Regions from separate parts of the Mus musculus genome. Here region 1 is linked to region 2. Evidence: chromatin loops called from intact Hi-C (ENCODE). Cell type or tissue: left cerebral cortex. All regions are shown on one strand. Links, peaks and the distances in the headings refer to the core of each region. The heading gives the core; the rest is flanking DNA.

Region 1 (11,152 bases), core at 2,123-10,122, 61 kb before region 2:
TAGAATTATCTAAAAGTGACACGAATGGCCAGCAAGATAGCTCAGCCTAGTTAGATCATTTTGTTTCTAGTACAGTGATACTAACAATTTCCTGTCATCTTTTTTTTATTCATCATAACATTCATTTACATCTTAAATGATATACCACTTCCATATTACCCCTCCCATAAAATCCTCATCCATTGATATTGAACTTTCCAGTAATCCTATCCACCAACCTCAGCATCCCACATCTGCACTTCCCTCTCCCCCTTGCCTTTATGAGAGTGCTTCCATAACAACCCACACTTTCCAGGCCCAACACTCCAGCATCCTCTTCCATGGGGGCAACAAACCTACCAGAGATCAAGGTCCTCCCCTCCTATTGTTGTTAGGTAAGGCCATGCTCTACTACATATACATCTGTAGCCATGGAGTCCTCCAAGTGTACTCCTTGGTTGGTGGTCTAGCCTTTGGGAGAACTTGATAGACTGGCCAAAATATGTTGTTCTTCTAATGGGGTTGCAATCCCCCTACACTCCTCCAATCTTTCTGCCAGCTCCATCACCAGGTTCCCTAAGTTCAGTCTGATGGTTGGTTCCAAGTATCTGCATCTGCATTGGTCAACTACTGGCTAGACCTCACAAGGGCCCACAACACTAGGTTCCTGTCAGCAAATGCCACTTGACCACAGCAACAGTGTTGGGTTTGCTGTCTTTAAACATCATTAATCCCCAGTTGGGGCTGTCCCCTAATGGCCTGACCTTCAGTCTCTGTTCCATTTTTTTGTCCCTGTTCTTCCTTGGGCAGGAACATTTCTGGGTTAAAAAAGCTTTTAGACAGGTTGGTAGCCACATCCCTCGAACTGGGACAGTTTCTATCTACGGGAGGTGGTCTCCATAGGTTCTATCTCCCCCTTCTCTGTGCATCATGGCTAAAGACCCTTTCTCTGGGTCATGGGAACCTCACACTTTTCTGGTGTCTGGGATCCTCCATTGGCCAAACCCAGTTCCTCATCTCACCTGCTACCGAATTTTGATCAGTTTCCTGATCCTTTGTACATCTCTGACATCTCCTCCAGTTTCTGATACAATCATCCTTATTTCATGCTCCTTCCTTATTTATTCCATATGACCCATAGGCATAAGAAAGCCTAGGCATTGTGAACTTTTGGGTTAATATCTACTTATTAGTAAGTGTATACAATGTGTGTAGTTTTCTGTCTGGGTTACCTCACTCAAGTTGATATTTTCTAGTTCCAACGTTTGCTTACAAACTTCATGAAGTCATTGTTTATAATTATCAAAGAGAAGGTTTCCTGGCCCAAGTATAAGAAATCAAAAAGGCACACAGAGCTTATGAATATAGTTCATCATATGAATATGAGGAAATTGCTTACTATTATAAAATAGCCTGGGGGCTTACTCTGGACCCTCTCTCCCCAAATAAAATTAAATGAGCTATTTATTCTGCCATTCATTGGGATACCCTTCTAGAGAGCAAATTGAAACATTAATGCTTGATATGACAGTGATTTGCTCTAAAATTACCTATATGTAACTCATTTAAAAGGGGCAAACCAATTCTAATATGTAGAATAAATTTTACGAATATCAGGAAAAACATATTTTGGCTAACTGTAAGTGCTATAAATATTAAACTAGATCTTAGGCCAAAGTTAAAGTTACAGTTAGATGGAATTGGGATTGATGGCCTAGTAAATGCCAGGACAAATGTAATGATAATTTCACATGACATGACTCTTGAAATTCAACTTGGTCACCTCAAAAAGTCTACCTGTACTGGGGCCTGGGACATTTCCTCAGACAAAACAGAGTCTAAAATAGATTATATGTATTGGTCCAGAATTTCAAATGTTGAGATGAAAGCTGTATGTAGCAGATACAGTCTTGGAATTATGTGGAAGTAATCTATTATACCAGTGGAACAAATAGACTAATGTTTCTTCAACTTCATATAGAAGCAGTAAATAAGGGCATGTTCCAGATAAAGATTGGAAAATATTATAAAAAACAACTAACAACATATTTTGACTCTCCAAATGTTTGAAATGGGTCACTGCATTATGCCATTGAAATGGTTAACTAACAAATATAGTCATGTAGAACAGTGGCATTTAAGTTTAAAAAAAAAAAAAGTTACAGGCCTTATCAGAGTTGGTCCAAGAAGAGAAAGAAACTGGATGTATAGAAGAGTCCACCTATGCTTAGAAATCTCCAATATTTTTCATTAAAAATTCATATAATAATGAATGTGAATAGAATTAGAAGCTATAAATAAATTCATCCCATTTGTTCTCTGTAACATGATTTATCATTAAAATTTTTGGTATCTAAGTCATGATATATTTTAGTGATTAATTTAAAAGATTATTTCATTTACTATACCCTTAAAGTAACAGGACAAAGAGAATTACTCTTGAGTGTGCCCCCCCACAAAAAAAAAGATGTCAAGGAAAAGTTGGCATAAGGATTTCTAAACAGCTATTACTTTTTTCAAAAATTTTAAAGCATATACTATAAATAATACTAAACAGTTTCCCCAATCTATATCACATCATGAAATGAATGATATACTATTGAATTATCCCAATATTGATACCTTAAAAAATTACTAATTGAAGTAAAAATATTTTGCCTTACTTGTGATTGCAAATTTTTTTCTGGAAAAATACAAAGTGGGGATTCTATCAACTATTTACAATGTTTGCTATGTCTTCAGAAAATTCAGTAAGGTAAAGTAGAGATTATACAAGATCAGTTACCAACTACTGGTTATTTCAGAAAATTACTGGGTGATATTAATTGGCTTTGGCTCATCATTGAATTAAATCCTTAAGTCTTACTGATCGCTATCATGGGAGTACTTTTATACATTAAAGCTGATAATGTTCTGGTTTATGTATGCAGTTAAATTAAAAAAATTCATATTATAACATAAAACCTATTATGGGTACACTGTACAATCCTAGTGATCAAACAATTTTAGAAAAATCTAACTGGATTCTGGATTTTAAACAAGATAATAATAAATGAGGGATATGAGACCTCCTGGAGATGCGTTTTTTCTTTATTTCTTTTCTTTTCTTTTCTTTTCTTTTCTTTTCTTTTCTTTTTTTTCTTTCTTTCTTTTTTTTTCCGACACAGTGTTTCTCACTATAGCCCTGGCTATACTGGAACACTCACTCTGTACATGAGGCTGGTCTTGAACTCAAAAATCCGCATGCCTCTGTCTCTCAAGTGTTGGGATTACAGGCATGAGCCACCACTGCCCAGTTAGAGACATGTTTTATAATGATTTATTAACTTCAAAATTTTGTATGTCAGCAACACAGTCTAAAAACTCTTGATTCCTACCATGGAAAGTACAAAGAAGAGATGAAAATGACAACATAGCAGGTGAAGGCATAAAAGCTGAACCCATTACATGGGAACAACTCAAAAGAAAGAGAGGTCAACAATATCTGAATGCTTGAAACTTCTTCCTGGTTTAGGTATTAATGATAACCATACAGGTCACAACACTCATTTTTTTTCCCAGAACACTTGCAACAATCAGTGAGATAACTGAAGGAGACATAAATGTCTGTACAGTAGCTAATGAAGCTTTTGACAATCTGGAATCCTTGATTTATTGTTACATATCATCAACTCAGAAGTAAGTCACAATTGGTGATATGACCCACTATTACACTTACTTTATGCACTCCAAAATGGCTTAAAAAGATCAACAGATTTCATTCACATGCTCATGCACAGAGCAGAGAAAATATTAGCTGCTTTGTGCATACCACACATTTCATAATATATCAGTACAAACGTGTCCCTACATTGTTACTTTTAAAGCATTGCAGATTTTCAAATTAAAAGCACACAGACACCATTAAATTTAATATCCTGACAAGAATCACTTCGAAGATGGTAATATCAACAACTCTTCCAGGGTCCTGCCTGGTAGAGCTGTTCCCTCAAAATCTGCATTCCAAGACAGCTTCAAAGATACTAGCCCTAGTTGTTCCAGATTCAATGACTGCATCATGTGGGCTTGTAATTTTCTGGTCAGATGTTTCCAAAAGGCCTTTATAATGAACGAAAGAGCCAGTGCTCCCAACACTTTGCCAATATCCTTATTTACTTTGTGTCTCCAAACATTTTGTTGAAGAAACTTTCTGTAGAGAACAATTCTCTCATTCCTGTGAGAGGTGGGGTGAAAGGTTGCTGCTGACAAATTTTGGTCATATAGCGAGGTTGTTTGCAGTTTGTTGATGGTCAAAGATGGAAGAAAAAATATCCAGTGATTCTTTGTCTCTCTTTCTCCTCTCTCCTTTCTCTTCTGTCTAGTGTTAGGGTGTGAAACTAGAGGTAATTTTGTGATGAAAAGTAGAAGAAGGGTAGAATATTATATCTCCATTTAGAATATTAAAGGGACAAATGTCTGGAGATATGTTGATAAGGATTTTTGGAAGATGATTGAAAATTTAATGTCATAAAGACCTAATTAGATTAACAATAATTAAAGATTTATGCCTAACTACTTATCTCTTTGCCAGTTGTTCATCACCAAGCTGTTAAATAAGGAACAACCGATTTTTTTGATCTCCCAAGAAAATCCTTTTCCAATGGCAGTGATTTAGACAGAAGATACAATCCATCAGAAGGTTGAAGAAGGTGACTACTGCCTAAAAAGTGAGTAGTTCTCCTATCTCTGAGAAGCACAACTTATGTCTCTTCCATTAATATATGACTGGTACCTATTGCTATGTCAAAGTCAATGCTGGCTACTAAGACTTCTCTATGATATCCTGGAAGACAGTTTTGGTAAATTAGAATTAACCTTTTCTCTTTAACCCATGCATGGACTTTTAAAAAAAATTTTGCTTATATTCATATTCAGTTTAGTGGCCTGTTACCATTTAAATTATGTCCATGATTACATATTTAATTTGATAATAAAAGAGTTTGAATTTAAAATCCTTAGTTTAACTTTCTACACGTATAAAAGCTACTATTATAAACTGATAGTAATAATTAAGAAATTCATGTTGGAAGTCAGTCACCTTACAAATACTCAAATCCTTTAGTGCATTAAGAATTACCACTGGAGCCATGCTCAGAATTGATGTACTTAATTAAGTGAATAAGCCTAACATTGTCTGCTTAAGCTTAGAATGAGTATCAAGAAACAAGCAAAACTTTTTCTATCCAGAAAGAATTTAGACAGACTACAGATAACTTGGGATTGTGGCATTTAAGATATTAAAAAAAAAAAAAAAAAGCTTTTTTGTGATAAAGATACACATCAAGAAAGGCAACACTCTGAATCTCCTCCAAAGAAGATGATGGGCAAAAATCAATCTTCCCCCTGACTTTGCTACAAATTTGAGAAAACTGTCCACTTTACCTTTACTGATGACAGTACAGAGTCCAAATTGTTGACAAGCAAGATACTTGATAGGAACTTACCCAACATTTCCTAGACAACGTAGGCGATTCCTCCAAATTTCTGCTTTACAGTCAGAACTTCTAGGCATGGCTGCTAAAATGGATGTCTCCACTGAAACAGATGGGCGATTGTACTAGGAGCCAGTATATCTCTGTCTTTTTTTTTTTTTTTTTTTCAAACAGAAGCTAGTTGGTTTGCATATCCTGCTTACTCAGGCAAATTTTTTCCTCTCAAGTATTTGATGAGTTTGAAAAGTAGATTAATGATAGTCATGCCAAAGTGCAGTGTTTAACATTAATCAGTTAATTTCTGATAATATTATCATATTCATAAAACCCCCAAATAAGATTTCCTTAGATTATCTTCTAATTATAAACTTTTAAAATACTTTTAATTGTGTTAATTTGACATAAATCCTTTTCAGAACTTTGCACTAAATAAGATAGATTAGAAGTAATTTCCTGAAAATTGTAAATACAAATGAAGTAGACATTTTATTAATAATTCTTACCCTGTCAGGAGTCATAATGGGACAATCTAATAAGTAGCAGGTGATCATCCTGAATTGGCCTGCCTCATATTATTATATAGTCTGCAACAGGTGAGCCCTCCTTAAGCAAGGCTATGAGGGACACATTTTAGGAACAATTCCTGCTATTAATATGCTTTCCTGTTATTATTAAACATATTTAACACTCACTAAGTCAGAGCACATCTGTGCAGATACTCAAAGATGTACTATTTTGTTGATGATATATTGACATATAGACTACCTAAGCCTTAATGATGACCCTATAAGGATTCCTAAAATGCTATCTGTGATTATTAAGCTTTTTTATAATGAGACTGTTAATAGGTCATTTTTTTGATAGTCAAATCTGTAATAAGAACCCTGTCAGTCAACCAAGTGTCACCAGTTAATTGCTCTTATATGGTAACCAGACTTTCCCCTACCCAGAGCACATTTCAAGAGGTTGTAAATCAATTAACCAAAGGTCAGTAAAAGGGAACTAGCTATTTACTATAGGTGCTAGGACAAAAAATAAAATATTGACTGGGTTTATCTACACAAAACTTCACTAATAATTTAGTTAAGGTTTTAAACCTTCAGTGAACCTGTGGAGCTCAGACAGGTGATGGATGTTTAGCTAGATAATTACTCTAATGAATATGCATGTAAACTTTTGCTGTTGTAAACTTCTATTTCATTTCTTGATTTTATGTTTTGTGTGAATTTGTGATGATCTTTGTAACATGTGATCATGTATTCTCCAAGATATTTAAGTACTGACAATATGTCAGAGACCATACTTTGAGAAAGTGAGCTTTTCACAATCTCCCATCCTGACAGGCTAAATGGCCTAGTGCTTGGGGTTGGTTGTCACTCCCTCCTCCCTGTTCCCTTTCTGGCATCTGAGGCTATAAAAGCTGAATTATAGTCCCCTCTCCTATCTCTTCCTGAACTCCTATGACTTCCAAGGCCATGAGTTATGCCTGAGCCCAGCCTTACACCCCAATGCTGTCAAAGAAGATCTATGTTCCAGAGATAAGACACAGAGTGCTTGCCACCTGGATCCTGACTTCGGCCATCATGTCAGCAGATGCCCATTTTTTTTTTTGTTCTTTGTTAAATTCCCCCCCCCCCCGACTCCTCCCTATTCTCCATGATATATGCTTTAAAACCAGGCACCTCAGCCTAATAAACAGAGACCTTGACAACTATTTGCTTGGTCTTCTGCTTTTCTTCCCCTTCCTCCCATTTTCTTCCAGGTTTTTGGTCCCCCTCGCACCCACGAATAAATGAATCCCATGAGACAGGATAAGAACAAAGAAATGAAACAGAACTAAAATCAATAGAGGAGACTTTTTTGCCTTTCCCCACATTGACTAGAATCTTTTCCCTTTCCTCACTTAGAGAATTTTTCCCTTTACTCACTTAGGATCTCTCTGCTTATCCTGTTAGATTGCTTTCATAAGATTTTTTTTTTTACAACTTGGTAATAATCTCTTCTCTAAGTGTTTTCTCTTCCTGTATCTTCTGACTAGCAGGCTGAAATTTAGAGCCCAGCAGTTCCTGCTGAGATAGAACAAAGGCTGCATTACTTAATCCTCTTCTGTTGGGCTACAGTTAATCGCCTAAGCCAGCAATCTTTTACCCTTAGAAAGAGCAAGAAACTTTTCAGGACTTTTTAGAAGTTATCATCATCATTTCAGTATAATTAGAGAGCTAGAAAACTTGGAGACCCTCAAACTTTAAAGCCATCACCAGAGTCCTAGTCTGTGAATCCACCACTACACTGGCTGAGCTGGAAGCTCATTCCATTACGCTGACAATTCTCAAAAGTATTCTTATTGTATAAAGTTTACAGATATTAGAGATAAAGTCCATTTCTTGAATTAAAAGCAGGAAAAGTTGGGCTAACCTAAACGAATGTGTATTGTATAAATTATCTTGGAAGTTGTTCCCCAAAGTTCTTACTTGTTAGTTGCCTCCAAAACCCTTCAATATATTAATTTTGAGTGATTATACCTGCATTGCTTTATTTTTAGTCTTTTCCCTTTTCAGTTGCTTGGCCTCCTGTGATGGAGCCTGTGGGGATCAGCCTATATTATTATTTTTTTTATATTAAAAGTTTCTTGCTTCATATGGTTAGCTAACTCATCCCAAGAGATCAACCCTAAGCTCTTGCTGTTTTTAGTCTGTGCTGAAGTCATAGTGCCTTTGGCTAGTGAAGAATATGAACAAACATATTTCTGAACTTTTGTTTTTTAACTTGAATATAGGGCTTAAGTACCACAGTCCATGTTAAAAAATAGTTTCAAAATTCCTAATGTCATTCTCAATGCCTTGGAATAATTATTGTGACAGACTGACTCATCAACAAATACAAAACATACATGGTCACAAAACATGAACCAAACATATATGTACTGAACACAGTTTTGCATTAAGCAGACCCATGTACCAATAGGATGCTCCTCTGGATTTTTATCTTCAGGCTTTTGGATATTCCCAAATTTGTCTCTGCTTTTACCTATAATATCAGTAGATGTTATTTCATAATCACTGAAGAATTTCACCATGAAGGAGATGTTGTGGTTGGTGCATTTTTCCCTCTTCATACTTTCTACACGGAAAAGAAAATGCCACATTCAACTGTACCATATGAATATTTGGACAATCAAATACAGTAAGTACATATATTTCTTTTCCAAGTTCAGAATTCTTATGACTTAGAGGGTGTAGTAATTAAAATTTACTTTTTTACTTTTTATTTTGAAAAATTTAATCTTAGAATTTCTAAAATATTTTCATCAGTTTAATCTTCCTTTTAGAACATTTTCCTCACTCAGCCAGAATGGAAATGGAAACATCGACTGTATTCACTTTAGTTTTTTCTTTGATTGGTAACCTTAACCTCTTATTTGCCATTCTTGTTATGCCACAATATCTGAATAATTTTCAGTGTTTTGACTTCAAGGAATGATGATTTATTCTAAGCCTTACATTGCTCCTTTTAGCATTTTGGAAATCCTGATTGTGCCTGGGATATTAGGTGATGTCACTAAAAGCTGTAAGTTCTCTGTGTGTTGTGATACTTCAATAAAGAGGCCACATGTGTTACATGCAGCTGATTCCAGAATTAACAGTGTCACGTTTTGAAGTTGTGAATACATCTGGACTCCATAGATATGTCATCTATCTCATGCTTTATTATAAGAGTTTGTTTGATAAGTTAATTTTTTCCTCAGACATTTTGCAGTATTTATTCTGATTTTTATGTATGTGCCTACCAAGACTTACTGGCTATGAGATTTTCATCTTGGTGCTGATTCTTAGTTAAATAATCCAGGTTAATTGATAGTGTCAGACATCTATTGCTGAGTTGGACAGAAATGTTCATGTATGTTTTTTAATCAGGTAAATAAGTTGATTTTATCCAAGCCAGATTTTTTAATCTACCCTGTTTATAACCAATCAGCTTGATTAATCCCATTTACTCTTTTCATTGGCAGTAATGTCTTTTTTTGTCTCTTTTTCTTTGTGTGTATTCTAAGGACGATATAATCTCCAGAGGTATATTCAATCAAATTTATAAGTACAAAGAAAAGCAGCTCATAGCATGTATGGCAGAATTGGGAGCATAAGTTTGTTTTTAAAGTTCTCTCTGTGGTAAGGACTCATGGTGCTTTTTATTAGCCCTGAAAAGATTATTTTACCATTCATCTTTTAGAGGCAGATGAGTGCATCCAACTCAAAAATTCATATTCATTAAGTAAATTTTTACTTGTGCAAGTAATAATCTTTCTTATGAAAGTATATTACACCTTGGTAAACTATTTCACAGCATCCTTTAGTTACCAGCAATTGTGTGTGTGTGTGTGTGTGTGTGTGTGTGTATGCATGTGTTTGTGTTGTGTAAGTTTCAGTCCATCTAGGCAACTTATGAATGTTGAGTTCTTGAAATTAAAATAAGAAATGAAGTGCACAAGAATTTGCATAAAGAATGGAAGAGGGAAATGATGTATTTTATGATCTTAAGAAAAATGAAAAAATAGTTTTAATTTTCAAAATATATTTATTATAAAGCATGGTTTTTAAATATTCGGTGTGCAAAAGAGTTTGATGTTGCCTCTGATCATTAATCTGTGACTGTAAATTTTGAGTTCCTTTGCTCTATTAGTAACAGTTATTACTTAATTCCTCACATGTGTGGAACTTTCAAAAATCATATATATCTTTGAATTTTTGTATGTATTTATTTGGATATATAATATTTATACATGAAAAACGTCATTGATCTTTTTGCTTAAATTATATATCCCACAAATAAATTTTACCTATGAGCTATTTTACTTCATTTGTATTTTTATCTCTCTGCTTTCATTTAAAATTACCATTTACTAATTTTTTTTCATTTCTGTGTATGATATCAAAGATCATTTTTATTATTTAAGTAAAAAATAACTTTAATTTCAAAACACGTGCATGCATTCACCATGGAACTTTATAATTAATATCAAACAGTGTAATATAAAACATGAATTTAAGACCACCTAGTACCTTCCCACTTCAGAAAAGACTTTCCCAACTGTACCAGCAGACCAAGTGCAGAGCCAGATAAGAAAGCTGGCTGACTAAACAAATGTAAAAACATAGTTTTAGTTGTCAAAATGATTAAGCATACAGCTGTCAAAAAACATTAGCTGTTCTCAGAGAAATAATCATAACAAAAATAACAGTTCTCAGAAGAACTCTCTTACACTCCACACTGAATTTTGAGAAAAACAAAAGAAAACACAAACTGCCCTAACCTTGCTATGATTCCCTGTGACATAATAACCCAACATGGTACAAGCAAAGTGAGTCACTAGGCCAGAGGTTGTCACTATACAAACCAACCAATGTCTGAAAAGGTTACTTGCTACACCAATTAGAATAAGCCAGTTACCCTGTTGCTCAGATCTGCCCCTTACAAGGTATAAAAAGTGTTCTTTCTTTGTTCTGTTTCTTTTGTCTGCCCTGTGTGCTTAGATGGGAGTCCCCAACATGTTGTATCAATAAAAAATCCTCATGAGGTGTGCAATCATGGTGATCTCTGTGGTCTTTGTGAGTGAGGGTCTTTTGATGAACTCCAACACGATGTTCTCAAGTAGGTTTAATGAGCAATTGTCCTATACCAAGGCTGCTAGGTTGTTGATCATGCTT
Region 2 (11,152 bases), core at 1,599-9,598:
GAATGAAGTCTACTTGATCATGATAGATGATTGTTTTGATGTGTTCTTGGAATCGGTTAGCAAAAATTTTATTGAGTATGTTTGTATCGATATTCATAAGGGATGAAGTTCTTTATCTTTGTTGTATCTTTTTGTGGATTAGGTATCAGAGTAATTGTGGTTTCATAGAATGAATTGTGTAGGGTACCTTCTGTTTCTATTTTGTGGAACAGTTTGAGGAGAACTGGAATGAGTTCTTCTTTGAATGTCTGATAGTATTCTGCAATAAACCCATCTGGTCCTGGGCTTTCTTTGGTGGGGAGACTATTAATGACTGCTTCTATTTCTTTAGGGGATATGGAACTGTTTAGGTCATTAATGTGATACTGATTTAACTTTGGTACCTGGTATCTGTCTAGAAAATTGTTCATTTCATCCAGACTTTCCAGTTTTGTTGAGTATAGCCTTTTTGTAGTAAGATGTGATGGAGTTTTTGATTTCCCTAGGTTCTGTTGTTATAACTTCCTTTTCATTTCTGATTTTGTTAATTAGGATAATGTCCCTGTGCCCTCTAGTGAGTCTGGCTAAGGGTTTATCTATCTTGTTGATTTTCTCAAAGTACCAGCTCCTCCTTTGGTTGATTCTTTGAATAGTTCTTTTTGTTTCTTCATGGTTGATTTCAGTCCTAAGTTTGATTATTTCCTGTTGTCTACTCCTGTTGGTTGAATTTACTTCTTTTTGTTCTAGAGCTTTTAGGTGAGCTATCAAGCTTCTAATGTAAGCTCTCTCTAGTTTCTTATTGGAGGCACTCAGAGTTATAAGTTTTCCTCTTAGGAATGCTTTCTTTGTGTCCTGTTAATTTGGGTATGCTATGGCTTCATTTTCATTATACTTTTAAAAGTCTTTAATTTCTTTCTTTATTTTTTTCTTGACCAAGGTGTCATTGAGTTCTTCAGCTCCCATGTGAATGATGGCATTCTATTATTTATGTTGCTATTGAAGATTAATCTTAGTCCATGTTGGTCTGATAGGATGCATGGGATAATTTCAATATATTTTTATCTGTTGAGGCCTGTTTGGTGAAGAATTATATGGTTTTTTTGGGAGAGGTACCATGAGATGTTGAGAAGAAGGTATATCCTTTTGTTTTCTGATAAAATGTTCTGTAGATACCTGTTAAATCCATTTCTTTCATATTTCTGTTAGTTTCAATGTGTCTCTTTTTTGTTTCTGTTTCTAGGAAATGTCCAATGATGAGAGTGGGGTGTTGAAATCTCCCACTATTATTGTGTTAAGTTCAATATGTGCTTTGAGCTGTACTACAGTTTCTTTAATGAATGTGGATGCCCTTGCATTTGGAGCATAGGTATTCAGAATTGAGAGTTCATCTTGGAAGATTTTACCTTTGATGAGTATGAAGTTCCCCTCCTTGTGTTTTTTGATAACTTTGGGTTGGAAGACAATTTTATTCAATATTAGAATTGCTACTTCAGCTTGTTTCTTGAGATCCTTTGCTTGGAAAATTGTCTTCCAGCCTTTTACCCTGAGGTAGTATCTGCCCCCCCCCCTGCCCGAGGTGGGTTTCCTGTAAGCAACAAAATGTTGCATCCTGTTTATATAGCCAGTCTGTTAGTCTATATCTTTTTATTTGGGAATTGAGTCCATTGATATTAAGAGATATTAAGGAAAAGAAATTGTTGTTTCCTGCTATTTTTTGCTGTTAGAGTTGGGATTCTGTTCCTGCAGCTGTCTTCTATGTTTGTTGAAGAATTACTCTCTTGCTTTTTCTAGGGCATAGTTTCCATCTTTGTGTAGGTGTTTTTCCGTTATAATCCTTTGAATCCGCTGGATTTGTGGAATGATGTTGAATGAATTTGTTTTTTTTTTTTTTTTTCACAGAATATGTTTGTCTCCCCCTCTATGATAATTGAGAGTTTTTCTAGTTATTGTAGCCTGAGCTGGCATTTGTGTTCTTTAGTGTCTGTACAACATCTGTCCAGGAATTTCTGGCTTTCGTTGTCTCTGGTGAGAAGTCTGGAGTAATTCTAATAGGCCTGCCTTTATTTGTTACTTAAACTTTATTCCTTACTGCTTTTAATATTCTGTCTTTATTTAGTGCATTTGTTGTTCTGATTATTACCTGTTAGGAGGAATTTCTTTTCTGATCCAGTCTATTTAGAGTTTGTAGGCTTCTTGTATGTTCATGGGAATCTCTCTTTAGGAATGGGAAGTGGAAGTTTTTTTTTTTTTCTTTTTCCTATAATTTTGTTGAAGGTATTTATTGGACTTTTAATTTGAAAGTCCATTCTCATCTATACTTTTTATCTGTAGGTTTGGTCTTCTCATTGTATCCTGGATTTCCTAGATGTTTTGAGTTAGGATATTTTTGCATTTTCTTTGATTGTTGAGTCCATGTTCCCTTTGGAATCTTCTGAACCTGAGAGATACCTCTTTTATCTCTTGTATTCTGTTGCTGATGCTCACATCTATGATTCCTGATTTCTTTCCTAGGGTTTCTAAATCCAGAGTTTTCTCCCTTTGAGTTTTCTTCATTGTTTCTACTTCCATTTTTAGATCTTGGATGGTTTTGTTCAAATCCATCACCTGTTGAGTTCTGTTTTCTTATCATTATTTAAGGGATTTTTGTGTTTCCTCTTTAAGGATTTCTACCTGTTTAGCTGTGTTTTCCTGTAATTCCTTGAGGGATTTTTCTGCTTCCTCTTTAAGGGCTTCTACCTTTTTCCCAGTGTTCTGCTGTATTTCTTTAAGTGAGTTATTAATGCCCTACTTAATATCATCTGCCAGCATCATGAGATATGATTTTAGATTTGAATCTTGCTTTCCAGATGTGTTGGGGTATCCAGGACTTGCTGTGGAGGGCTTTCTGGGTGCTGATGATGTCCAGTGACTGGTTTTCTGTTATTAAGATTCTTTCCTTTGCCTTTCGCCATCTGGTAATCTCTGGTGTTAGATGTTCTAGCTGTCTCTGGCTGGATCTTGTTCCTTTTGTGGTTCTTTAGCCTCTGTCAGCACTCTTGGGAGACCAACTCTCTCCTGCATTCCATTGGTCAGAACACTCTCTGCAGGCAAGCTCTCCTCTTGCAGCAAAGGAGCACAGAAATCTAGAGCTCAGATCCCCTCCTGATTCCTGGTGTCATAGCCCTACCTGGTGGCTTACTCTCCTCTGGCAGGGAAGGTGTCCAGGGGTCTGCGTCTCTGCTCTGTCTCCAGGCAGTGATCTCAAGATCCCTGGTGTGCTAGCATGCCTGAAGCAAGCAGAGTCTTTGGGGGGCTTGGGGCCCTCAACTGAGATAATGTTGAAGATGGTGTAGGGGTGGCATAAACCAGAACGAACCCGAGCTCCTGGTTGGGCTACCGCAGGACTCTCTGGATTTTTTGGAACTGGTGTTGTGTTCCACTCACCAGTGATCTCCCCTTAGTCTCTTTTCTTATTGACTTTTTTTGTTCATACAATATATGGAAACTAGTTTGCTCTCTATACAGTTTTGAATCTGAAGAATGAGAAGTAAATATTAATTGACTAAGGTTCTGACTCTACTGTAAATTGTTCTTTCAATTATTTTATGTTCAGTGTCATTCGGTTTTAAGTTCAGTGTCATTTGGTTTACTAGGTGTCTTAGTCAGGGTTTCAATTCCTGCACAAACACCATGACCAAGAAGCAAGTTGGGGAGGAAAAGGTTTATTCAGCTTACAATTCCATACTGCTGTTTATCACCAAGGAAGTCAGGAGTGGAACTCAAGCAAGTCAGAAAGCAGGAGTGTGAAAGGAACAACTGGTTGATACATACTTGTTCACTGGCTTCTATGTTTGGGACTAGTTCCTACCACCACACAATTGTAGTATGGACACATATTTATCCAATTTTCATACACCCAGTGACTACAAAGATACTGTAGAAACTTTAGTGAAATTTCTTAAATACATTACAACAAGACAAGGAGCCTTATAATTTCTGAATACAAAACCAAACTATTCTTCATCCATCTTAGGAATTCTTACTTGTGTATGTTCATTGATACAATATTTCCATTCACAAAGTGCTGCAGACCCTCTGGGCCTCTGTGTCTGCATAGAACGGGTCTCTAGAGTAGGTAGGCAAAGCTTAGGATTAAATTGACAAACAGATGCACACAGTAGAGGTGTTGAATCTGAATGTAATCTCTGGTCGAGCTTTAGACTATTTTATAATACAGCGAATTATCAGGAGCTACAAATCACAATAAGACAAGGTACACTGAAATTTACCAGATACAAGCAAGAAAGGAATTTGTGGGAACTAGATAAATGTTTACAATAAAGATTACCAGCCCTGCCTAGGATCAGCCTAATGCCAGGCAAGAATTTCACACTTTAGTGTTAATAGCACCAGGGGGTTTTAACTCTTGACAGGCCTCAAGAATACTGTAGTGTCATCGACCCCTAAATCCCTAGGCCTTGTAAAATCTTATCTTGTCTGGAGAATTCCCCATTTATCAGGATAGTATATCAACTTGCTCTTGGCATGGAATGTAGCCTGTAGTAAAGATTTCTATCTCAGTGAGATTCCCAGGCTCTTTCTGCAAATCAACTGGGCTAATGGCCGTTTTATTGTAATGCTTAATTAGTTACTGAATAGGTTAAACTCCTTGCTGTAATCTGGGATCTTGTAACACTGGGAGAGGCTTTAGCTATGTCAGAATTCAATCTTAAAAGGCACTTATAATAGGGTAAAGCTTAATAGAGGGCACGTGGATCCATACACTAGACTAACGCGGGAATGGAAAATTAATTTTATGGGTTAGGGGGCTCGCCAGACTCAAGGAGGGAGTTTCCTTGAAACTCTTTTCCTCATGGCCAGCTTCCAAGCTTTTGCCTGTCAAGCTGACTCCACCAGAGTACATAGCAACAAAGCTGTGATTCAGTATGCAAGCTGATATCCCTAAAAATGCCAGTGGTTAAGAAAACTGTGACATATGTACACAATGAAAATTTGGTTAAGTGCTAAAAATGAATCTATGAACCATATATCAGGACTCAATATTCCATTCCAAATATAACAGTGTTTTCTGGAGAGCAACACAGCACCACAGGCCCAATTAATGACCCTGATATATACCATAAATCCTTTTAAAGTATGCCAAATAGCCTTCAACTCTACCCTTACCTTAGAAGCCACATTCTGGATCTGTGGGAGACTTCTTGGATCCTGGACTCCACTGAGACTAGTCTGCACAGGTGAGAGTGTGGACTATAGAAGATAACAGCTTCTGGGACAGGCAGGAGGAACAGAGCTTCTGAGGCAGCCCCATTTTAGGGCTCCAAACATCTGGACACCTTCCCTGCCAAAGGATAGGTATCCACCTTGCCCATGAGGACCTTGCCTGAGCATCTGCGGGAGACATCTTAATTCCTGGACTCCACTGGACTAGTCTGCTCAGGTGAGAGTGTGGACTGCAGAAGCTAAAGGCTTCTGGGACAGGTCCTGTTTCGGGCCTTCATCTTCTGCCAGGAGGCAAGTCTGAATGCCAGATATCTGTACACCTTCCCTGAAAGAGGAGAGCCTGCCTGCAGAGAGTGCTCTAACCACTGAAACTCAGGAGAGAGCTAGTCTCCCTGGTCTTCTGGTTGAGAGTAACAGAATCACGAGAGGTACAAGCTCTAACCAGAGACAAGTATAACAACTGACTCCAGAGTTTACCAGATGATGAAAAGGCAGATGTAAGAATCTTCCGTCTGGCCCATTCTTTTAGGTGTGACATAGTGGTGGCAATCCAATTTGCAAGTCCTTCAGCCATGGATACATCCACCAAGTGGAATTGATATGGACTATCCCAAAATCTCTTTGGGGTCTAAACAAGGTCATAACCGAAGACGCCTGCACGGGCCATGGTAACAATCAAGGCATTCTGGTCACAATAGCTAAAGAAAACATAGAAGCATTCCAACACATACTATAAAAACAATTATCCTCCTTACATTCTACAACATCATCAAAATAACTACCATTATAAACTAAAAATACAAAAGGAGGCCAAACGCATACGGGCATCTCTTTAAAGAATACATTCTTCCCATAAGCAAATTGAATAACAGAAGACTCAAATAATACAGATCCATTCCAACAAAAGCTAGCATTTCCCCAAGCCCCACCTATCCACATACTCAAAGGAGAAAGATCTGTACAACTCCCAATTTATCCCACACAAGAGCCAAACATTAAAGGGATTGCTTGCCCCCCTCTGGGCTGGATTTTGATACATCCAATTAAACCCTGAAAACGTATGATTATGACTGGTACTAATATAAGGGGAAAAGGTAAAATATTTTTTCACGGCCCACGCAGCTTTCCTGGACTGGCAGCTGGTCCATGGGGGCAGCGAATCTCAAATGCCCCTACAAAAGGGGGCCCATCATGGCTGAGGAGGAATAGAATCGTTACCTCTGGGGATACTAGCAGGCCACACCCCTTGAATCCAGGTGGCATTGGCTCTAGTGGAACTATTATAAGGTTTATCAAAACAAGCAGCTGATACATTTGCACACAAGCACTATTTTGAGAAATATTATATATTACTAGAAAATGCAATAATCCTGTCAGGCCTAACTTTAAAGGTTCCTTAACCCCCACTATATCTTCATCTCCAGGCAAAAAGGGTAACTGCAAAGATGCATTAGAAGTAAAAAAGCAAGGAAATACTTGAGCTGAATGGGTCAACGGCAATGGTTTGGGAAACACTGACATGATTCCCCATCCTAGATCTTCAGACATCACTGCAGGCAGCATCATCTCCCCCAGGAGCAGCTTCATTAGGGCACCTCCGTCCATCTTGAACTGCCCTCATCAATCGCTCCAGAACCCAAATCGGCTGGCGATGATCCTGTGGAAACACACAAATAGACCCTCTCGACCAGACCAACACAGGATCGGGCCTATGCCATCGACCACTCAGAACATTCTTCCACATGACTGTGCCTTTGTAGGATGCCTCGGGATTGTCAAACCATTGCACAGCAGTCAAATCATTTTTATCTTTATTCAAACAATTTAAGGTAAAGAGAGCAATGGCTAATCTCTCCCTAGGAGTAACTCCAGAGGTTACTTCCCCTTTTTGTTTTCTCAGACACTCTTTCAGAGTGTGATAGGCTCTTTAAATGATGCCCTGGCCCTGAGGATTGTAGGGTATACTGTGCACCAAGCAGACACCCATCATTTTACAAAAGGAAACAAAAGAAGCTGAAGTATAAGCAGGTCCATTATCAGTCTTAAGCTCTCTGGGCTGACCCTATGCACCCCATGCCTCAAAGCAATAGGCAATGCCATGGAGTGCATTTTACCTGTATGCAGGGAGGCAAACAACACCCCAGAGGCTGTATCTACAGAAATATGAACAAATTGCAGTTTACCAAATTCTAAAAAACGAGTCACATCCATTTGCCAAATGTGGAGGGGAAGCAGGCCGCAAGGGTTTACTCCCACACTCGCCTGAGGCAATGGGGGGCACAGGCTTTGCAAGACATAACAATGTCCCTTGCCCCTGCTCTAGTAATATGAAATTGAGAAGAAAGTGTTTTGGAATTCACATGAAACTGTGAATGAAATCCAGGAGCCAGTTCTACAGGTTTCTGAATCAAAAAGGCAGAAGCAGGTCTAGCAGCTTTATCAACCAAATCATTGCCCTCTGCTAAAGGGCTAAGCAAACCTGGATGAGCTCGAATGTGTTGGACAAAAAAAAAATGGAGAATTTCTATTTAAAATTAAGGATTGCAATTTATTTAACAAATCCCCTATAGTGGATTGAAAATTCACCTCCCTCCCCCCCACTTCCAGCACTGTTAATAAATTAACCACATACTGACTATCTGAAATTAAATTAAAAGATTCAGAATACAATTCAAAAATTTTTATAATAATCTGCAACTCAATAACTTGGGGAGAAGCAGGGGGAAACTGTAAAGTTACTGGCGTGGAGCCATGGACCAAATATGCTCCGCAGCCTGTCTTAGACCCATCTGTAAAAATTAAAGGGGCATCAGGCAATGGCACTCGAGATGTAAGTCGTGGAAAAAACAACTGGATGAGCTTTAATCAGCTACAAAATGGATCCTTAGGGAAATGATTATCCATTTTCCCCATAAAGCTACATCTCAAAATTGCCCAATCATCAACAGTAGCTGATAATACTTCTATTTGCTTCATATTATATGGAACAATCAATTCCTGAGGGGGACTGCCAAAATATTGAATACATTGTTGTAGGCCAATCAAGGCCAATTGTGCTACTGAGGCAGGGTAATAAGACAAGATTTTTGCGGGCGAAATCTTGGGATGTATCCATAGCAAGGGGGCGCCCTGCCAGAGGACTCCAGTAGACTGGGTCTCCGAGGGCAGGATGCACAAAATAATAGGACTGAACAGATATCTTCTCTTTAATGCTGCTGTTTGAATACCCTTTTCGACCAAACTTAAAGCTATGCGGGCAAAATCAGTAAGCGGCCAGGGGGAATTTAATTCTATATCTCCTGGTAAAATATCATATAATGGTTGTAATTGGTTATTGGTTAGGCCCAAATAGGGACGTACCCACTGCATATCCCCCAATAGCTTTTGAAAATCATTCAATGTCCTCAAATTATCCGCCCAAATCTGAATTTTCTGGGGAGATTCTTGACTATCAAAAATTTTTGTTCCTAAATAATTCACCACTTTTCCTTTCTGAACCTTTTCCGGGGATACAACCAATTGCTTTTCTTTTAATTTTTGGATCACCACACTATATGTTTGTTCCAATAGCTCCTCTGTTGGTGCAGCAAGAAGTATATCATCCATATAGTGGTAACACTTCAACCTAGGATATTGATCTCTGACCCCTTTAAAAGCAGAATCTACATAATGTTGACACATGGTGGGGCTATTAGCCATGCCTTGAGGCAAAACAACACATTCAAATCTCTTATTGAGCTCAATATGAATAAAAGAGGGCACTGTAAAAGCAAATCTTACTGCATCCTGGGGATGCAATGGAATGGAAAAAAATCCTTAATATCTAAAATAATTAAAGTCCAATTACTAGGAAAGGCAGAAGGAAGGGGTAATCTCCTCTGTACAGGTCCCATAATTACCATGTGTTTATTAATTTCTCTCACATCATGTAATAACCTCCATTTCCCTAATTTTTTCTTTATAATAAAAATCGGGGTATTCCAGGGGGAAGTAGAGGGTCTGATATGGCCTAGGTTCAACTGTTCCCTAACCAGGTCTTATGCTGTTGTTAATTTCTCTGAGGGTAGTGGCCACTGAGGAACCCACACTGGTTCCTCAGTCTTCCAAGTAATGGCTAGAGCTCCCTCAGTGGCCACTAGGAAAAACCCAAACCGGCTCAGTCATTCTTCCTCTCAACCGGTATCAGGGATAGTCTACCTTGTAAATAGCGACCCAAACTTTTACCAGGTTTATATCCTGAATGCAATCTCATTCGCTGGGTTTGGGTGTTATATGGTCCTTCATTGGTCAGTTTAAAACCCATCTTTTTCATCAAATCACGCCCTCATAATGAAATAGGGATGGACAGCACATAGGGCTGGAAATGCCCTGAATGCCCTTCCTCGTCACACCACCTTAGATGGCAAGAACTCATTTCTGGCATCTGAGCATATCCAAGTCCTCTCAGGGTTTGCTCTGATCGCTGATGTGGCCAACCAGAGGACCAATCCTTGATGCTGAATCTGTGCCAGTGTCCAACAGCCCAGAAATAGATTTTCTCTCTATTGTAAGCTGCAATGAAGGTATTTCATCTAAATCTAGGGAGCAGAAAATGGCAGAAGTGCCAGTAGAGCCAAATCCCTTGTCCCCTCTTTCTTCCTCCTTAGCTGGGAACTGAGAATGACAACTAGGTAATAAAAGTAACTGAGCTATGTGATTGCAGGGGGAGATGGTTACTATGCCTGTAGGTGAAGAGACCATGATCTTGACTTGTCCTGTATAATCTGAATCTATGACTCCAGGATGGACTATCAGGCCCTGCATTGTTACAGAGCTCATTCCTAAGATCAACCCTACTGTATTTGCTGGTAGAGGGCCTTTGAAATCTGAATCCACCAGCTGAACCCCCATATGGGGGGTTAATACAAGTAGGGTGGCAGAACTGAAGTCCAGCCCTGTGCTTCCTCTCATGGCCATCCTGGGTTGTTCCACTGCTTTGGCAGTCTCAAATTGGGCCATCCCTCTGTGACTGCCCCATATATTTGAGGGCCCTGAGGTCGAAGCTCCCATCTTCCGCTTTTTGGCTGAGAGCCCCCATGCTTGATTGGCTGCCCATGAATATCCTTCACTGAGCGACACTCATGGACCCAATGATTTCCCTTTATACATTTTGGACAAAGTCCAGGTACCTGAGGCCGCTGGCCTCCTGTTCCAGTCTGTTGCCGGCATTGTTGCCTCATATGACCAGGTTGCCAGCATTTGAAATAGCCTGTGTTCCTGGACCCATTCTTTCCTTGGGAGACCTGCACAACTGCAGCAGCCAGCCCTGCGTTAGTTAATGGGTCTCCTAGCTTGCTACAGATCTTCATCCATACCTCAAGCCCCTTATGTTTATATGGGTTAATGGCTTGTGTACATTCCTTTGTACATAGTTCAAAAATCAGCTGTTTCACTAATGGTGTTGCCGCAAACACCCTACCTGCCACTTCTATCACCCTGGCCACAAAGTCTGCCAATGGCTCTGTGGGTCCTTGAAGGATTTTTGTTAAATTAACACTAACCTCTCCCCTGTTAGGGAGGGACTACCAAGCCTTAGTTCCTATTTTATTAATTTGTTCATAAACTTGCATAGGGTAGTTAATCTGTGAAGTGGCAAATTTTCCTTGACCTAATAACATATCCTGATCCCTGGCCGCTTGTCCTGCACTCGCATTCTGAGCGGCCTGTTCACCTGAATATTCTGTAAAGAATGCTTTCCAGTCAAGATACTGTCCAGGGAAAAGACAGGCTCATGCCAGATTCTGCCAATCGCTGGGAGTTAGACAATAGCGATGCAGAGATTCAAGTTGAGCAATAACGAAAGCAGCACTGACCCCTTAGGCTCGTACCCCTTCTGCCTTTCATTGAATTACCATCCAATCTAGTGGCTCATGGAATCAAGCTCCTTGAGCATCCTGGAAAACTGGGAAGT

Evidence for each region. Hi-C counts contacts between places; a loop is a spot of excess contacts. Peaks named below come from ENCODE experiments on the same cell type or tissue, not always from the same donor. Only the 100,000 strongest peaks of a DNase experiment are listed, where the experiment ranks them.
Region 1: it touches region 2 in a loop (2.1-fold over the local background); 9 of 42 quality-filtered maps call a loop at or near these places.

What each region holds. Positions count from the first base shown.
Region 1 is chr17:19,568,816-19,579,967 of GRCm38, forward strand. Vmn2r101 (vomeronasal 2, receptor 101) reads left to right here and starts at 8,416. Exons shown (of 6, transcript NM_001104563.1): 1 at 8,416-8,633. The coding sequence starts at 8,416. In left cerebral cortex, for the core only: no CTCF peak of the experiment used is centred there; no DNase peak of the experiment used is centred there.
Region 2 is chr17:19,630,257-19,641,408 of GRCm38, forward strand. No RefSeq gene overlaps it. Among named protein-coding and RNA genes, the nearest start is that of Vmn2r102, 25 kb to the right of the region's middle. In left cerebral cortex, for the core only: no CTCF peak of the experiment used is centred there; no DNase peak of the experiment used is centred there.